Linked DNA regions of Homo sapiens: region 1 is linked to region 2. Evidence: read pairs that join two places in POLR2A ChIA-PET (ENCODE). Cell type or tissue: PC-9. All regions are shown on one strand. Each heading gives the region's core, and the rest is flanking DNA. Links, peaks and the distances in the headings are about the cores only.

Region 1 (6,008 bases), core at 1,590-4,089, 710 kb before region 2:
ATTTTGCCAGCCAAAAGTAAAAAGAACTTTATACAAATTATGAGTATAAATTAGTAGTTTCAAAGACCAGAGTCTTTATGAATTTATTATAAAATAAATAATAGAGCATTGACAGATTTATCAGTAAGGCATAGGAAAAGAAGGGTTGATTGATAATATATGCAATTCACATTATGAAAGGAGTAGTCAGCTAGAGAAAAGGATTTTGAAATGGAAACCTGACTTTTGCTTAGTTAGGAAATAGGGAACGAAGTGGCTGACCTGTTCAGTTTACAGCATGGAAGATGGAGGGAAAATAGGAATAGAAATGAGACATAAGGACTAAATTAATTTGTTCTTATTAAATTTGGTCTGGGAAATTCTTAGTATGCATTTCTTGTTTTTTTAGGCCTTAGGACATTTCATTTGTGATAATTAGAGATATCAGGTGCTTATTAAGCAGTTCATGAAGTGTATAGTGGTTGACTTATAGGACAAATATTTTCATGTCTTGTGCTGGGAATTGTATCATGAGGTCTTAGTCTTATAGGTTGGATTCAGAAGAGAATCTGAATTTAAACTCAAAAGTAACTGCTTTAAGACTCAGTTTAACCTTGGGAAGGTAGTATTGTATAGTGTGTGCTTATAGGTCTGAAGCCAGACTGCTTGAGTTTGAACCCCAGCTTTTTATATTCATCCTAGTTAGGTCTTTGGATAGGAAGGTAAACCTCTTGGCCTCATTTTTATCATGTGTAAAATGGGATAATAATGGAGCCTATCCAAGAGGATTATTTTAAAGATTAAATAATTAGTCGATATGAAGTATTTAAAAAGAGTGCCAGGAATATAATCAGCAATCAATTTTTAAAATGTGAAACACATTACCTATCATTATCTATCCATTACTGCTTATTAGAAAACAGGAATTTTAAGCCTGCTGTGCATTTAACTAATACATGTTTATGTTTATAGGTGGTGAAATTGCCTCTACCTTTGATCACCCAGAACTGGTGAAGCTTGGAAGTTGCAAACTTATCGAGGAAGTCATGATTGGAGAAGACAAACTCATTCACTTTTCTGGGGTTGCCCTTGGTGAGTGATTATGTAGATCCTGGTTAGGGTGTCTAAATTCTTGCTAGGCTCTGTTGAAGTAAAGGTTATTGTAGTTACTAGAATAGCATATCTTACAAGTCTTAACTCTTCAGAAGCATGATACATACTTTGTTTCAGTCTCTTGAGTCAACCTCATATTTACCGTGTCTTTGTGAACAGTGCATGTTCAACAGTTTTTTTTCCTTGATAACTTAGAACCATTATGAGCCTTGATTGTTGGAGAATGTATAATACAGGAAGACAGGTCAGCTTTCAGAACCCAGTAATATAACCAACACCGGCATAAATAATAGAAGGCAAACTTTTTATCCCTAAGTGGTCACTGTGTCTTTTAATTTTAGGTGAGGCTTGTACCATTGTTTTGCGTGGTGCCACTCAACAAATTTTAGATGAAGCAGAAAGATCATTGCATGATGCTCTTTGTGTTCTTGCGCAAACTGTAAAGGACTCTAGAACAGTTTATGGAGGAGGTAAGCATTTAGAAAATGTTGAATATATTTTTAATTTCTTAAAGTACAATATAAGTCATAAGTGGTTTTAATGGTTCTTACAGAAATCTTATATTGCTTTTGCACTAAATTTTAAAATGCTTGGCATATCTTAAAGTCAGTAATTCAGTATCTTGGAGACAACTAAGCATTGCAATATTTTATTGGAATTTTAATCTTTAGGCTGTTCTGAGATGTTGATGGCTCATGCTGTGACACAGCTTGCCAATAGAACACCAGGCAAAGAAGCTGTTGCAATGGAGTCTTATGCTAAAGCACTGAGAATGGTAAGTTAATCAAAATGAGAGATCCGAACTTAAGTTTTGTGGTTATTGATAGTTTTAAAATGAGTAGAAAATGAACTGGTTAATACTGCTTTTAAATTTGATTCTGGAGTTTCTCCTCTTCGTGAGCAGTAACTGAAGCAGATTTTACATTGTTCCTAAATGTATAATTTTAAAAAGCTATCCTAGTTAGGAGTAAATCAGTGGTTCTTACAGTAGAGTGAGTAGTTACTTGTTTTCTTCATTTTCATAGTTGCCAACCATCATAGCTGACAATGCAGGCTATGACAGTGCAGACCTGGTGGCACAGCTCAGGGCTGCTCACAGTGAAGGCAATACCACTGCTGGATTGGGTAAGCAATCAAGGGGAACTTTGTGGCCGTTGTTAAAAGTAACTCTTTTCACTAAGCTTTTTTTTTCTTTTGGAACATAAAGAGTTACAATAACCGTATAAAAGACTCTTTTGGACTTTGTCCTCATAATCATTACATGTGCTGGGAAAATGTGTGTGACTTTATATGCTCAGCATTTCCCAAACTTTGTTATTCCATAAGACATGTAAAACTGGTTAGAAGATTTGTAACTATTTGGTATATAACGACTATAGGATTTAAATATAAACAATACTTACATTCTGAAAAATAACATAAACTATTATGTTGTTTATACAATCAGTATTAACTTCTAATTTCATAGTAAACTTACTGCAAGATAATCTTGAGTACAGATCACAGATCTCTAGTCCATAGATAAAAGTGGCCAATGAGGCAGATTTAATTCATATTGAAAAACTTTCTGACAAGCTGTGCTGGACATTATAGAGTAGTCTTAAGAAGGTAGATAATCCTGTCATTGAACAAGAGGGAGCACCAGTTAATCTGTGAGAAAATGAAGCAGGATTCTCACAAGAAGAGAAGTTGGGTAGGTAACTTATGAATTTTCTTCCATTTGTTTTTTATTATTTGATATGTTGTCTTCTATTAATATGGGTGATCAGTAGTTGACATTATTGTTGTTATTACTATTATTATAACTGACACAATGGTCTTGCTCTGTTCCCCAGGCTGGAGTGCAGTGGCACCATGATAATTCACTGCAGCCTTGAACCCCTGGCTCAAGCAGTTCTCCTTCCTCAGCCTTCCAAGTAGTTAGGGCTAAAGGCATGTGCCACAATGCCTGACTAAATTATTTTTATTTTCTTAGAGATGGGGGGGCAGTCTCACTATGTTGTTCAGGCTGGCCTCAAGCAATCCTCCTGCCTCAGCCTCCCAAAGTGCTAGGATTATAGGTGTGAGCCACTGATCCTGGCCCCTTTTATTTTATTTATTTATTTTTTGAGATAGAGTTTCACTGTTGTTACTCAGGCTGGAGTGCAGAGGCATGATCTCAGCTCACTGCCACCTCTGCCTCCTGGGTTCAAGTGATTATCCTGCCTCAGCCTCCTGAGTAGCTGGGATTACAGGTGCCCACCACCATGCCCGGCTAATTTTTTATATTTTTAGTAGACGGGGTTTCACCATGTTTGCCAGGCTGGTCTCCAACTCCTGACCTTAGGTGATCTACCTGCCTCAGCCTCCCAAAGTGCTGGGAGTACAGATGTGAGCCGCTGCACCCGGCCCCTTTTAATTTTTTTAAAGGCTTTCTTTGAGCTCATTTGTAGGCTTATCTACCTACTGAGTAAAGTAGTTGGGTGTCCTAATTTTATTAATAGGATTAATTTTTATTATAAATCATTAGAGATGTTTTGATACTTTAGTTAAAACTGCTTTTTAGTAAATTTGTTTTTCTTTGCAGATATGAGGGAAGGCACCATTGGAGATATGGCTATCCTGGGTATAACAGAAAGTTTTCAAGTGAAGCGACAGGTTCTTCTGAGTGCAGCTGAAGCAGCAGAGGTGATTCTGCGTGTGGACAACATCATCAAAGCGGCACCCAGGTACCCTAACACTTTTCTCAGAAAAAATTACTAACAGCAAAACAAAATAGGGAGCTGTATTTATTTTATAATTAGAGTTAATGAAAAGCAGAGACAGTTTTGCCTGGATAAAAGTATGTAAGTTATTTAAAATATCACAACTCTTAACACTTAAGCCAGAAAAACTTAAGGGGAAAGAGGGATGGGCAGCTGAGGTAGCTCTTAGGATTGAAAAGGCACAGAAAGAGCCATGCTTGGAAAGGTCAAGTACTGAGGACAGTAGATGCTGTGATGCTTTCTATTGTCTTTAAACAGAATGATAGCAAAAGGAAACTGAGTTCTGTAACTAAAGTGTTCTAGGGCAAGGTCATATAGCCACACCTACTCCCAGAAATCTTCACAAGAAGTCAGTGCCCTCACCCACAGTTGAAATAACGCTTAAAAAATGTATAATACCTTGTTTGGTCTGATACTGTTTTAGAGATCAGGTATCTTTTATTAGCAAATTCTGAGTAATTTGCAATAAAGAAACTGAATTTTAACTCAGCCTTCCAGACCTACCAGACCATGGGCTTCTTTTTCATATTCCTTATTAATCTCCAGAAGACTTTTTTTTTCAGATCAGTGCCCTGTGACAGCTGCTTCATAACTCTTGACAATGGTTAGCATCCTAGTCCCCCCATAAGCTACCAAGGGTGAAAAGTTTATCTCTCTATATGATCCCTGTATAATGCTGTACTCTTTGATCTGTTCTTAAGCTTCTTCAGCTTCTCGTAACTGTTGTGTTTGCCTCTAAAAGCAGTGTTTCTCAAGCTTTAGATCCTTGAACAAGCATTAAGTACAAATTTACTAGTACCCTTATCCCATCTTTCCAAAAGATTGTTCTATGCCCCCTTATTGTATGGTCATCAAAGAATAAAAGATGAGAATAGAAGGTGCTTCTTGTTGGTGGGGGTGTCTGCAGAGTCCCAAGGCAGAACAGTCCTGATGTGGTGCAGGGCATCACACAGAGGAGGGGGCTGAGTGGCTAGCTCAGGTCTGTCTTCCTCCTCACCTAAAGCCAGCAGTCCCATCCTATATAACCCATTAGTCCATGACATAACTTGGTCACCTCTTAAAAGCCCAACTTCCAATACTGCCACATTGGGGATTCAGTTTCAATGTGAGTGTTATAGGGGACACACATGCAAACCATTGCAGAGTTATAACAGTTTTAATACAGGATTCTAGTTGTGTTTGTATTTAGTATAATACTTTGGATAAAATCATGCTCTTCATTTTTCACTATTGACTTTTTTCTTACTCTCATAGGAAACGTGTCCCTGATCACCACCCCTGTTAAGCATTCCCACGTGCTGTCGATCTTTGGACCAGTTTCTAGCAAAGTTGTGTTTGAAAGATACTCTATTAAAGAAGACTGTGGAATCTGTTTATCGGTGCCCATTATATCCTTAAGTTTGGATATTTAGCTGACCTTCGCTTTAACATAGGTCTAATTTATTTGCCGTGTCATTTTCCATACAAATCAGTTGATTTAAAAAAGTTCATTTCTCATACTGTGCATTAAAATAAAAATTTGAACAATTACTTGGTTCTTATGTCTTATATGTGTGTATTCTGTTTGAACTCTACTTAATGGAAATTAATGATTATTTTCAATATGGCATTTTCCAGCTTAATGATTGGCCATCTACATTTTTGAAATAATTATCTTGATTAATATAAGTCCAAGTCAAATGTGATAAACACGCCATATATTAATCTTTTGGTTTTGTTGCTGGGCCATAAGAACACTCAATCATGGCTGGGTGCGGTGGCTCATGCCTGTAATCCTAATATTGGGAGGCCAAGGCAGGTGGATCACTTGAGGTCAGGAGTTCAAGACCAGCCTGGGCAACATGGTGAAACCCCATCTCTACTAAAAATACAAAAATTAGCTGGGCATAGTGGTGGGCGCCTATAATCCCAGTTGCTTGGGATTTAATTTACCCATTTAATTTTGTTTAGTGAAAATGCCATAAACTAGTACTCATTTAATTTGGTGTAGTCTAAGTGCTGTCTCTTGCATTGAAAAAAATTACGATGCTTTCTGTGATGTGTTTTTTTTTTTTTTGAGATGGAGCCTCACTCTGTCCACCAGGCTGGAGTGCAGTGTGGTGCGATCTTGGCTCACTGCAACCTCCACCTTGCAGTTTCTAATGATTCTTCTGCCTCAGCTTTTCGAGTAGG
Region 2 (6,008 bases), core at 2,250-4,749:
GGGCTTCCCTTTGTGGGTAACCCGACCTTTCTCTCTGGATGCCCTTAACATTTTTTCCTTCATTTCAACTTTGGTGAATCTGACAATTATGTGTCTTGGCGTTGCTCTTCTCGAGGAGTATCTTTGTGGAGTCCTCTCTATTTCCTGAATGTGAATGTTGGCCTGCCTTGCCAGACTGGGGAAGTTCTCCTGGATAATATCCTCCAGAGTGTTTTCCAACTTGGTTCCATTCTCCCCGTCACTTTCAGGTACACCAAGTAGATTTGGTCTTTTCACATAGTCCCATATTTCTTGGAGACTTTGTTTATTTCTTTTTATTCTTTTTTCTCTAAACTTCTCGCTGCATTTCATTCATTTCGTCTTCCATCGCTGATACCCTTTCTTCCAGCTGATCTCATTGGCTACTGAGGCTTGTGCATTCGTCACGTTCTCGTGCCGTGGTTTTCAGCTCCATCAGGTCCTTTAAGGACTTCTCTGCATTGGTTATTCTAGTTATCCATTCGTCTAATTTTTTTTCAAGGTTTTTAACTTCTTTGCCATTGGTTCGAACTTCCTCCTTAGTTCGGAGTAGTTTGATCTTCTGAAGCCTTCTTGTCTCAACTCATCAAAGTCATTCTCGGTCCAGCTTTGTTCCGTTGCTGGTGAGGAGCTACATTCCTTTGGAGGAGGAGAGGCGCTCTGCTTTTTAGAGTTTCCAGTTTTTCTGCTCTGTTTTTTCCCCATCTTTGTGGTTTTATCTACCTTTGGTCTTTGATGATGGTGACGTACAGGTGGGTTTTTGGTGTGGATGTCCTTTCTGTTTGTTAGTTTTCCTTCTAACAGCCAGGACCCTCAGCTGCAGGTCTGTTGGAGTTTGCTGGAGGTCCACTCCAGACCCTGTTTGCCTGGGTATCAGCAGCGGTGGCTGCAGAAGAGCAGATATTGGTGAACCACAAATGCTGCTGCCTGATCATTCCTCTGGAAGTTTTGTCTCAGGAGTATCTGGCCGTGTGGGGTGTCAGTCCGCCCCTACTGGGGGGTCAGGGACCCACTTGTGGAGGCAGTCTGCCCGTTCTCACATCTCAAGCTGTGTGCTGGTAGAACCACTACTCTCTTCATAGCAGTCAGACAGGGACATTTAAGTCTGCAGAGGTTACTGCTGCCTTTTGTTTGTCTGTGCCCTGCCCCCAGAGGTGGAGCCTACAGAGGCAGGCAGGCCTCCTTGAGCTGTGGTGGGCTCCACCCAGTTCGAGCTTCCTGGCTGCTTTGTTTACCTACTCAAGCCTTGGCAATGGCGGGCACCCCTCCCCCAGCCTGGCTGCTGCCTTGCAGTTTGATCTCAGACTGCTGTGCTAGCAATGAGCCGGGCTCCGTGGGCGTAGGACCCTCTGAGCCAGGTGCGGGATATAATCTGGTGTGCCTTTTGTTAAACCTGTTGGAAAAGTGCAGTATTAGGGTGGGAGTGACCCGATTTTCCAGGTGCCATTCGTCACCCCTTTCTTTGACTAGGAAAGGGAATTCCCTGACCCCTTGGGCTTCCCGGGTGAGGCGATGCCCCGCCCTGTTTCGGCTCACGCATGGTGCGCCGCACCCACTGTCCCGCACCCACTGTCCGGCACTGCCCAGTGAGATGAACCCGGTACCTCAGTTGGAAATGCAGAAATCACCCATCTTCTGCGACACTCATGCTGGGAGCTATAGACTGGAGCTGTTCCTATTCGGCCATCTTGGCTCCACCCTCATGAGACTTATTCACAATCATGAGAACAGCACAGGAAATACCCGCCTTCATGATTCAGTCACCTCCCACGGGGTTCCTTCTGCGACACGTGGGGATTATTACAGTTCAAGGTGATATTTGGGTTCAGACACAGAGCCAAACCATATCAGCTAGGAAATGACCGTAGAGATGAAAAGATATTGATGATATAAATAATTTCAATAAATATATAGGGTTGGTTTGATCAGCTTGAATTTTAATTGTTGAAGATCACAAAGGTTACAGACAGCATTTTTGAGAGTTAAAGTGACATTTTTCAGAGATTACCATGAACAGTAACAACTGTGAATAGCCAAAATTAAGCTGAAACATAAGATTTGTGTTGGGTTCTAAGATAGTTAGTGCTGCAAAGTCATGTTGAGGTGATGATCTCAGGGATTTTTAGGTGTATCCTCTGTGTATCTTCAGGCCTGCCTCTTACTTCGTTGGTTCCCTAATTGCCATTCATCCTGCCTGTATCAGGGACCACTTTACCCGTCTTCTCTGAAGTTCTTGGTTATTTTATCTGAAGTTTGTTTTTTTTTTTTTTTTTTTTTGGTAAATTTCTGTGATTATTCTGATTTACCACATTTGGCTTTGAAATACTGTATTTAAATGTTGAGAATGTCATGCCTTAGGAATTCATAGCTAGTCTAAACTAAATAATGAAGGAGGAATATACTGGGAAAATCCAGCCAACTTAAGTGGCTCCATTACGTCTTCCAGTTTAATTCTTTATTACTTTCTGAGACCAATTCCTTTTGGGGATTTGGTTTGGTACAGAGGATTAGCTTACTTATCTCTGTATTTTTAATTTAATTTTATTTTATTTTAAGACGTAGTCTCGTGGTGTCGGCCAGGCTAGAGTGCAGTGGCATGATGATCTTGGCTCACTGCAACCTCCACCTCCTGGGTTCAAGCAGTTCTCCCACCTCAGCCTCCTGAGTAGCTGGGATTACAGGTGCATGCCACCATGCCTGGCTAATTTTTTGTATTTTTAGTAGAGACAGGGTTTCACGTTGTTGGCCAGGCTGGTCTTGAACTCCTGACCTCAAGTGATCTGCCTGCCTTGGCCTCCCAAAGTGCTGGCATTGTAGGCATGAGCCACCATTCCTGACCTCTGTTTACTTTTTAGAATATGCTGCTTAGTTCTTATGAAATCAAAGGAAAGATTAAATGTCTTGATTAAACGTTTTAGATCTGTGTTCAAAAAAGGTTTAAGAAACATTGGTTTTGCTACATGCATATATTCTTTCCTGGTAAAAAAAAATCTCAATTTGTCTTAGAAAGTCTGGTGTGAGTGTCAAGTAAAAAGGTGGTCACTTAACAAAGTATATATAAGCCCTTGACTTGTTTGCTTGAATAAAGCTGACAAATTGTACACACCAAAGATTCTAATGCTGTATATCCAAGATGAAGTCTGATTTAATTTTAAACTACAGCCATAGTTTAAACTACAGCCATAACAATGGGAGTACATTCTGAGAAATGCGTCAGGCACTTTTGTGAATGTGGACCATACTTAAACAAACCTGGATGATATAACCTCTTGCTCCTAGGCTATAAACATGTACAGCATATTGCTATACGAATTCTGTAGGCAGTTGTAACACATTGGTATTTGTGTATTTAAACATACCTAAACACAGAAAGGGTACAGTGAAAATAAGATACAAAACATTTTTTTAAAAAGGTTACACCTTTATAGGGCACTTATCATAAACGGAGCTTGCAGAACTGGAAGTTGTTCTGGGTAATTCAGTAAGTGGTGTGTGAATGTAAAGGCTTAGGACATTACAGTATACTACTGTGGACATTGGAAACACTGTACACTTAGGCTACACTAAATTTATTTAAAAATTTTCATTCTCGAATAATGAGTTAACCTTAGCTTACCGTAACTTTTTTACTTTATAACCTTTTTAATTTTTTAAAATCTTTTGGACTCTTTAATACTTGACTTAAACACGTACAGCTGTACAAAAATATTTTCTTCCCTTATATTCATACTTAGCTTTTTTCTATTTGAATTTTTTTGTTTTTTTACTTTTTAGATGTTTTTGTTTTGTTGAAAACTGATACACACACTCATGTATTTGCTTAGGTCTATCAAGGCATCACTAGGCAATAGGAATTTTTCAGCTTGTTTATAATCTTACGGGACCACCGTTGTATATATGGTCCATCATTGACTGAAATGTCATGCTGCACATGACTGTCGTTTATTAAAATTTTTATTTACCAAATTAACTTTTTAACATACGTTGTAACCAGTAATTTCAATGTATTTCGATATAATTGACATATCCTCTTTGAAATTTATAGAAATTGATTTTTATGTACCCTAATTTCTCTTTCAGGGAGAAGATGGGTATAGTTTAACCCTTTCATATCATCCATCCATCCATTCCTACTAGTTCTGCCTCAGAGTATATCCTTTATTCAACTACTACTCACCACCCTATTAGGCCATCATTATCTATCACTGGCCTCCTAATGCATTTTCCTGCTTTCGTTTTATACCCTCTTTAGCCCATTCCTCATGGAGTAGCTAGGACCTTTAAAAAAAAAAAAAAGCCAAATTAAGTTACTCTTAAGCTTCGCCTAAATCCTCTCTTGATTTCCCGTCTAACAAAGAATAAAATCCAAAGTCTCTCAGGCTCTCGAGGTGTACTATATGGTCTAGCCCCAACCAGTCTCTCTGACATGAGTTCCTACCCTTCACCACCTAAGTTCATGCTGCCTGAGCCATACCAGTGAGGGGTTTACTGACCCTCTGAACTGACTGCTTTTCCTTCAAGCATTTGCCTGGTCAGTTACTTCTCTGCTTGTTTTCATCTCAGTTTTATGTTCCCTGATTATTTTTAAATACTTCCTACCCTGTTCCATCATTCTATGTAGAATAAAGGACGGGCACTTTAAAATTAAATAAATCTAGCTTTATGAAAAACCTGTGTTGTCTTTTTCTCTTGTGATTTTGCCATGGATTAGAATTGTCTCATACCAGCACCCATCTCTGGATGGGGGTTTGCATTCATGGGGGAGAGTAAAACACCCTTACCTCTCCCTCCCTCCATCTGTCTTTCTCTCTGTCTCACTCTCGTTTTGTTTTTTAATTATTTGCTGAAGTCATGTAAGAATAATTAGTATTGTCACTGATGTGTAATTTCTGTGCCAGAGCACACAAAACAGAAATTAAGCTTAAGTTTGGTATATTTTCTCTCTCTCTCTCTCTCTCTCTCTCTCTCACACACACACACACACACACACAGTGACTCTTGAGAAAATCTGGTATTGATGGAAAAGGAACATTTCTTCATTTTCTTTCGTCTGGAACATATGTTTAATTTTGCCTTCAAACCAAACCTTTTTGCAAGATATTAAGCATAAAAATTTTAATTCTATACAATTAATTTCAATTTTAGAATTCTAGGAGTCTATAATGGTCTTGATGATAAGTGTTATACAAACAGTGTCAAAAGAAGAGTTTATCAATTTGAGCTTATTTATGTGTATAAAATTTGATGAGAGATGCCTTGATATTCACCTGAAACTTTATTGAATAATTATTGAATTATGCATTTTCCATGTTTATTCTTTCTTAGAATTAGAGCTCAATAGTAAGAGTTCTATAAAGATAATTAAATGTATCTTTAACTTTCAAAAAACAAACTTCTAAAATCTTATGTGTAGTGAATCTTAATTTGCAAGCTCTAAAGTGATTTTTTGCCACTGTTTCCTTTTTGAAATTACTCACTAAGAAACATCTGTTTTCCCCCTAGTAGGGACTACTTAGGGAGCTGGTGGATAGGCATGCGGGATCCTGGTCTGAAATAACAGAGTTACAGAATAGCATTCTGAGATTCACCAGGAGTCTGTTTCCCAAAAAAAGATTAAGTACCTGTGTTCTAATAAATTGTTAGACCCTTAAAAAATATCTTTGTATATTTCACACCTCAAGCGATTACTTGCCTAAAAGCATATAGCAAAGTAATAGGTTAGCTGTCCTTAGACTTTATTTATACCTGACTGAATAGGTTTTCAGACCTCAGGAGGAAAGACAGTCAAATAATTAAGTTTCCTACATATTTAACAGGGAACTTAAAATATATAAGAAATATTAAACAGCATGGGTGCTTTCAACAGAGTTACACGTAAAGTTTGGCCTTCAAAGTCTGCAACATAGTTCACCACGTCTACTGATATGTAATAGTGACTACAGCATTTTTTGAAATGAGACATGGAAATTGTTCACTCATTTATAATGGAA

What was found. Peaks named below come from ENCODE experiments on the same cell type or tissue, not always from the same donor. Only the 100,000 strongest peaks of a DNase experiment are listed, where the experiment ranks them.
Region 1: POLR2A ChIA-PET joins it to region 2 with 6 read pairs; 2 of 35 experiments call an interaction of 5 or more read pairs at or near these places.

Annotation. Positions count from the first base shown.
Region 1 is chr12:69,596,205-69,602,212 of GRCh38, forward strand. CCT2 (chaperonin containing TCP1 subunit 2) reads left to right here. Exons shown (of 16, transcript NM_006431.3): 11 at 952-1,071; 12 at 1,434-1,562; 13 at 1,764-1,867; 14 at 2,118-2,217; 15 at 3,659-3,800; 16 at 5,091-5,366. The coding sequence ends at 5,121. Among named protein-coding and RNA genes, the nearest start is that of LRRC10, 12 kb to the right of the region's middle. In PC-9, for the core only: no CTCF peak of the experiment used is centred there; no DNase peak of the experiment used is centred there.
Region 2 is chr12:70,303,600-70,309,607 of GRCh38, forward strand. The region is part of intron 2 of CNOT2 (CCR4-NOT transcription complex subunit 2); the gene reads left to right. Among named protein-coding and RNA genes, the nearest start is that of KCNMB4, 60 kb to the right of the region's middle. In PC-9, for the core only: no CTCF peak of the experiment used is centred there; no DNase peak of the experiment used is centred there; H3K27ac peaks cover 378 bases.